2 separate regions of the Mus musculus genome follow, and region 2 is linked to region 1. Evidence: chromatin contacts called from ENCODE POLR2A ChIA-PET data. All regions are on one chromosome and are shown on one strand. Each heading gives the region's core, a stretch centred on a gene start or an enhancer-like site at or near the end of the contact. The rest is flanking DNA. Distances are from core to core; before and after follow the strand shown. Region 1 holds the start of Dag1 (dystroglycan 1). Region 2 holds the start of 1700102P08Rik (RIKEN cDNA 1700102P08 gene).

Evidence for each region. ChIA-PET counts read pairs that join two places held with the same protein, here RNA polymerase II (POLR2A).
Region 2: POLR2A ChIA-PET joins it to region 1 with 13 read pairs in embryonic stem cell. The contact joins the promoter of 1700102P08Rik here to the promoter of Dag1 in region 1. POLR2A ChIA-PET finds 5 or more read pairs at or near these places in 3 of 5 experiments (Patski and embryonic stem cell).

The regions. Positions count from the first base shown.
Region 1 is chr9:108,262,494-108,265,889 of GRCm38, forward strand. Dag1 (dystroglycan 1) reads right to left here and starts at 1,322. Exons shown (of 4, transcript NM_001276482.1): 1 at 1,132-1,322.
Region 2 is chr9:108,391,539-108,394,707 of GRCm38, forward strand. 1700102P08Rik (RIKEN cDNA 1700102P08 gene) reads left to right here and starts at 1,296. Exons shown (of 4, transcript NM_053216.2): 1 at 1,296-1,321; 2 at 1,697-2,101. The coding sequence starts at 1,701. Usp4 (ubiquitin specific peptidase 4 (proto-oncogene)) reads left to right here. Exons shown (of 22, transcript NM_011678.2): 22 at 141-991. The coding sequence ends at 299.

The sequences.
Region 1 (3,396 bases), core at 72-2,571:
GTGAGATCTGATTTCTCCAATAGCCCCTATGTCCTTTAAGCACGCTGACCATGTCCTTGACTTCAAGGCAAAAAGAACTTCAATTCTCCATATTTAAACCATCGATCTGTACAACCCGTTACCGTGGAATTCTTTTTCTAAACTAGAACATTCTGAAAGTATGTCTCTTGCTCATTAAGCACAATATATACTAATATGATTGCAACACCCCATCTCCATCAGATTCCAAAACATCTGGAAGCACACCCAACTCTAGCTGGAGTTATGTTCTATAAACACCACCCTCACTTCACGAGTCTGGCTTCCACGCCAAGAACTACTTCTACTCGCTTATTTAGGGAAACAGCAGGCTGGACTCTCAAGTTAGACCTCTAGGCTATAAAGGTACTGTCCCAGACTAGGCGGACCAGTCAAAACTTCGTCATCACCACGAAAACTAATCTTGATGTAATTCAACTTAACAAAAGCTTCTCAAATTGTAGAGATTAAGAGGTGTGTTTTTAATTGCCCGTTGAGTTTGTCAATAAATGAACTTGGGAGTTATAGCAAAGGACTCTGAGTCAACATGGTGTTCCCTCTGGGAACATTTTCCAAATATACTCGCAAGTGAACCTGATTTCCCAAATACCCACTGCAAAGGTAGTAAAGGAGTCTCCCACAGAAGCGCAACCGAGGGGGAGGAAAGAACCCCAAGACTCGGAGCAGCTCAAAGCAAGAGGCGGGGGCGGCGCCCTTCCCAGCCTCTGGCAGGAGCCCCACAGTAGAGATGCCTCCTAACTGGGCCGCGACCCCCACTGGCAACCCGGAGGCAGCCCGCAGGCCGCACACGCCCGCGGCCGATGCACAGGCCCCGCGTTCCCGGGAGCGCGGGCCGGGGCCGAGGCCTGGCCCGTCGCCGCGGCGCGCAGCTCCGGCCTCAGCCTTCAGCTACCGGACGGAGAGCCGAGGGGCGGCTCCGCACGGACGGCGGCGGCGCCGCCTCCTCACCCGCAAGGACGTCCGTGGCCGTGTCCCCGCCCCGGGCCGAAAGGGAGCAGCAGCAGGTGTTCCGCGGAAGGCTCGGTCGGCTGCAGCGGGGATCCCGGCCCCAGCAGGCAGGCACCGGGAGGCAGAGGCGGGAGGCGCACTCACCCAGCACCACGGGCAGGCCGCGGCAGGTGTTCGCTCCTCCGGGCCCAGGGACACCGCCGCCACTCCCCGGGGACTCCGCGCGAAGCTACCGCCGCTGCCGCCCCCGAGCCCCAGGAGCGCGAGCGCCGCGCCGCAGCCTCCGCGCGATCACGTACCGAGCGGTGAGAGGGCGCCGAGCGCGAGGGCGGGGCGCGCGGCCGGAGCCTAGCAACCGCCTGACACGCGAGTGCCGCAGCCAATCCCACGGCCGACTCGGAGCGGCGCCGACTAGCCTTCAGCGCGCGGCCCGCTTCTGCCTGCGTCGCTAGCCCCGCAGCGCGCCGCACCCGCGCACAGGCCCCGCCCCGTCCCGCACCTCTCTGCCCATTGGCCTGTCACGCCCCCGCCCCAAAAGCCACGCCCCGACGTAGAGGCCCCGCCCCCGAAGTCGACCAAGTGGGTCCCGGGACACGCCTTAGCCAGTCCGGGTAGCTGGGAGCGCTTGCTAGCTGGGGTGGGGGAGGGGCACCTTTCCCAACTTCTCCCGAAGAATAAATCGAGGTATGGACAGGCCGGCGAACCGGTCCGGCCACAACAAGCCACCACACAGCTGCCCCCTAATTTCCTTCGAGCAAAACGCAAGCGGTATCTAAACCATTCAAACACTCAGGAAGCGCCCTCCCAATTGCAAAGGAAGAGAGGCCTTGTTACCCTCTCCTTAATATGGATGGAGAAACTAAGGCCAGATCCGGGTGGGTGGGCAGGAAGGTAACCCATTTCTTTAGTGCTGGCCATACAACAGGCTTCCCCTCCCCCTCCTTGGAAAGCTAAAATCCAATGCCTCCTCTGGAGCTCAAAATAGCTCTGACCCGCTAGCACAGGTCACTCACCCCCCGGTGGCCCACATTCTTTAGATGGGTGGTTACTGCTAGAATCTGGCCTCCCCCATTTATGGAGGGTCCTAAAGTAGTTCTTAACTCTCCTGGGCTCACCAGAGGGCCCAAACTCCAGAGACTGGAGATTTAACAAGTTACTAAACCTGACAGTGCATAATACCTGTGGAAATCAGAACTGTGGTAGGCTCTGCTCCCTTCCTAACTGACCCCACACTGCTAGAAGGAATCCATTCCTCTTTGGCCTAGGGCCAGGCTGGAGTTTCAGACACAAGCTGTTATCAGTAAACTCATTCTGAATACAGACCCGGCGGCTACTCAGCCTGGGATTCCTGCCTAAAGGACGGGCAGTTCTCTTCAGAAGAGTCTAGGAGAAAAAATTTTCAGGAAGAAATGCCCTACCTCAAATACCTGTTTGCAATTTCTCAATTCTTACGTGACTAACTCATAGAGCCTAGAAAAGGAAGAGGAACTAAAATCCAGGAGAGCAAGAGCAGGCCATCCCTTGGATGTTAATAAACTGAAGAGTTAATGGCTTCTCAGATTCTGACTTTAAGACTGTACCATTTTAGAAAGGCTGAGAATGAGCTGGCCATGGTTGCTGCCGTCTGTAATCTTTACACTCATAAAGCTGCGACTTAAGGATTGCTGTAAATTGAAGGCCAGTCAAGGTCGCATAATGAGTCTCCAGGCCAGTTTGGGCTATAGAGTGATACCTTGTCTCAAAAACTAATCAAGGGCTTCAGAGATTACTTAGACAGTAAAGACATTACTGATGACTTAAGTTGGGTCCCCACAACCCACATGGTGAAAAGAAAGAACCAACTCCAAGCACAATAAAAACATAAGATATAGGGCTGGAGAGATAGCTCAGCGGTTAAGAGCACTGACTGCTCTTCCAGAGGTCCTGAATTCAGTTCCCGGCAACCACATGGTGGCTCACAACCATCTGTAATGGGATCTGATGCCCTCTTCCGGTGTGTCTGAGGACAGCTACAGTATACTCATTTGAAATGAATAAAACTTTAAAAAACTATATTAAAAAAGCTGGGTGGTGGTAGCTTACTCCTCTGATTCCAGAACTCGGGAGGCAGAGGCAAGTGGATCTCTGATTCTGAGTTTGAGGCCAACCCGGTCTATAGAATGAGTACACAAGGTTATACAGAGAAATTCTGTCTCGAAAATAAATAAGTAAGGGCTGGTGTGATGGCTCAGCAGGTAAGAGCACTGAATGCTCTTCCAAAGGTCATTAGTTCAAATCCCAGCAACCATATGGTGGCTCACAACCATCCGTAATGAGATCTGACGCCCTTTTCTGGAGTGTCTGAAGACAGCTACAGTGTACTTACATATAATAATAAATAAATCTAAATAAATAAATAAGATGCGATTT
Region 2 (3,169 bases), core at 46-2,545, 130 kb after region 1:
CTCTGAAGCCCAGGCTGGCCTTGACCTTGGAAAAAGAATCCTCCTGTCAGGCCCCCCTCGCCTTGCTGGGATCACAGGTGCTAGGAAAGGGGTGGGGTGAGTTTATTATCAGTGAATGGACCCCATTCCTTGTGTTTTAGACGAAAGCCGCCTACGTGTTGTTCTATCAGCGTCGGGATGACGAATGCTCCAGCACATCTTCGCTCGGCAGTTTCCCCGGTTCTGATGGAGGGGTGAAGCTGAGCAGCTCACACCAGGGCATGGGGGATGAGGAGGCTTACAACATGGACACCAACTGATGTGGCCTCTGTGACCCTGCCACCCTCCCAACACCAGCATCCTCCCCCAGGAGAATATCTGTGGCACTCTTGAAGACTGCTCATATCAATCTCAAACCAGATGAGGACATTACCTCCTTTTATGAGAAGAGGAAGGAAAGAGAAACCCTGCTTTCTGAGAAGGGCTCTATGTTAAGAGGCTGGATTATTTTTTCTTTTAAACGGGTGGTGAGAGAAAAACCTGTGGAGCTCAATTGTGGGCTGGGGTTTGGTGCACAGTGGCATGTGTCTCATGGATTCCAAAGAGTGGAGAGGAAGACCCTGCAATGAGCATGGTGCAGCCATGAAGACCCACCTGCAGGGCTGCTCCGAACTGGGTTTTGGATTCTGGTGCCCACACTGCTCACCCCAGTAGTCTGGCCACAGTAAACCAAGCCTCCAGCAAATTTGATGTTGTCCTCTAGTTCTTTGCTGTTCATTGAGATGGGCTTATAGTTTTCTAAACTGTCTCTGAAACCCGTTTCTATTCTCTTGTTCTCTCAGAATTTTCCAGCCGCCTTCCCGGTTATGAAATGAAGTTAGTATTGGGCTATTGTTTTCAGTTTCTCACAGACTCCTAGAAGTTCTGTTTTGTCCCCCACTGCCCTTGATAAAGTGATTCTATGTGGAACTTTCATTAGCTCTCCCTTAAAAGAAGTCTATTCATAAAACTGGGTGCAGTGTGTGGCATTGTTTCTCCACGTTAGCTTCAGAAGAACACAATGGGTATTTTTCAGATCTCCAAACATTCTAGTTAATAAGGTTTAAGAAAATACTTTTTCGGTAATAGACCCTCTCCAGACCGGATTCTCTTCCTTAACCCTTCCCTTACTCCCCTAGTGGCAAAGCCGGCAACCTAACAGGCCAGCTCTAGGGCCTTTGTTCCCATTGGGGTCATGTGAGTCTTCACCTCGACCTTTAACCTAGTAGGTGGGGGTTGGGAATCGCTGGTCTTGGAACGTGGACTCAGTGACCGTTGGGCACTCTTGTGCGGCAACGGCTGGGTGAGGACTCAACGGGGCCCCGTCCTGTCTAGGCTGGCCATAGTTTGGGGGCCCAGACAGCAACTGGGCGCAGTAGTGGGTGGAGGGAAAAGGCTTAGCGGCCTACAGGCTAAGGAAGCTCTGGGCGGTGAGGCGGGGCGTCTCGGGCCCTCCCCCGTGACCCTGGGTCCTCTGAGAATCCCGTGACCCTGGGTCCTCTGAGAATGGCGGGTGATCCGCCCCTCCGAGGAAAAGAACGAAGGATGATGTTGTATAACCGTAGGTCATACTCGAAATCGAGGTTGAATCCCAGCCTCCTGTATAGAAGCATCATTTTCCCGTTGCTCCGTGCATTTACAATTATCACTTAATAAAAGAAAGCATGGTCGCTTTTAGGGAAATGTCTGAAAAACTACGAAGATGCAGAAAGGAGCTGACTGCTGCTATAGACCGAGCCTTTGAAGGAGTCAGGCATTCTCAGGAGTGCACAGCCCAGCAGAGGCTGGACGCCCCGTCGCTCACCTCCCAGCCGGTACACAGGCTCCTCTGCAGAAACCCACTGGCTGCCTGCCCCTCTGCTGCCCCATACTCTGGTGCCTCGTGTGCTCCTGAGAGTGAGAACCCGGCCTTCGGGACACACCATATTCCGGTTAATTCAAAACTTCAGCAGCCTCTATACCCCAAAAGGAAACCTCTGACCAGCAAGGAAAATGTCTTGATGCAGTCTTCCATTTTGGCACGTGACAGACAGTTTTGGAGAGCTGCAGGTGATGGGGAAGACTGGAGAAAAGATAGTTTAAGGTGATTTTAATTCGATAGCTTTCTAGAAACCGTTGTTTGTTTAAAAAAACAAACAAACAAACAGCACTCGGGAGGCAGAGGCAGGCAGATTTCTTGAGTTCGAGGACAGCCAGGGCTATACAGAGAAACCCTGTCTACAAACAAACAAAAAAGTTGAAGATCTCAGATCTAATGACTAAGCTAGCCTCCTCTTTGGAGCGTTGACTGTACACAAGAAATTCATGGTTTTTAGAATGTGGGCCGGCAAACAGTTTTTATGTGTTTAGGTTGAAAGCCTGGTTATTTTCCAAACAGTCATCGAAACTACTGTACCAAAGGGTAATAGGTGTTGAGCTAGTTTTAAATTGTGGGTAGTGCGAAGGACTGAATCCAAGGCCTCACACATGCTGGGGCAGGCACTCCCGCTGATCTACAAGCCTTTGCAATGTTTTGTCTGGTTTGATACTTTAAGGATTTTCCCTAAGTTTTTTTAATGTTTGTCTTTTGTACATGTAGATGTTTTGCCTGCAGAGGCCAGAAGGCTGTGGCATCACATCCCCTGGAACTAGAGTTACTGACAGTTGTTAGGTACCAGGTGGGATCCTCAGATCTGGAAGAGCAGCCAGTGCTGCCCTCTCAACCACTGAGCCAGCCATACTCCAGCTGCCAATTTTTTCTCATTTTAAAAATTCTATGTGTGTGTGTATAGCCACAGCATGCTTACAAAAGTCAAAGGGAACCTTTCAGGAGTGGACTCTGCCCTGTGGGTTCAGGGAGCCAACTCGGGTTGTCATACTCGCAAAGACCCAAGTGTAAGAAATGTAGGCGTGAACTGTCAGCCCTGCAGAAACCTGGTTTAAACACAAAAAATAATGTGCAGCGTTGTAATAACATGTTCAGAGACCGGGCATTGGCTTTTACCGTCCTTTCCCACACCTAAGTCTATGGCTAGGCCCTGCTTCCTGGATTTACCTTGTTTTTGTTTCACCCATCTTAAAAACCTTTTGGCAGCTGGGTGGTGATGGCACACACCTTTAATCCCGGCCCTTGGGAGGCAGAAGAGGTAGACCTGAGATTGACTGAGGCCAG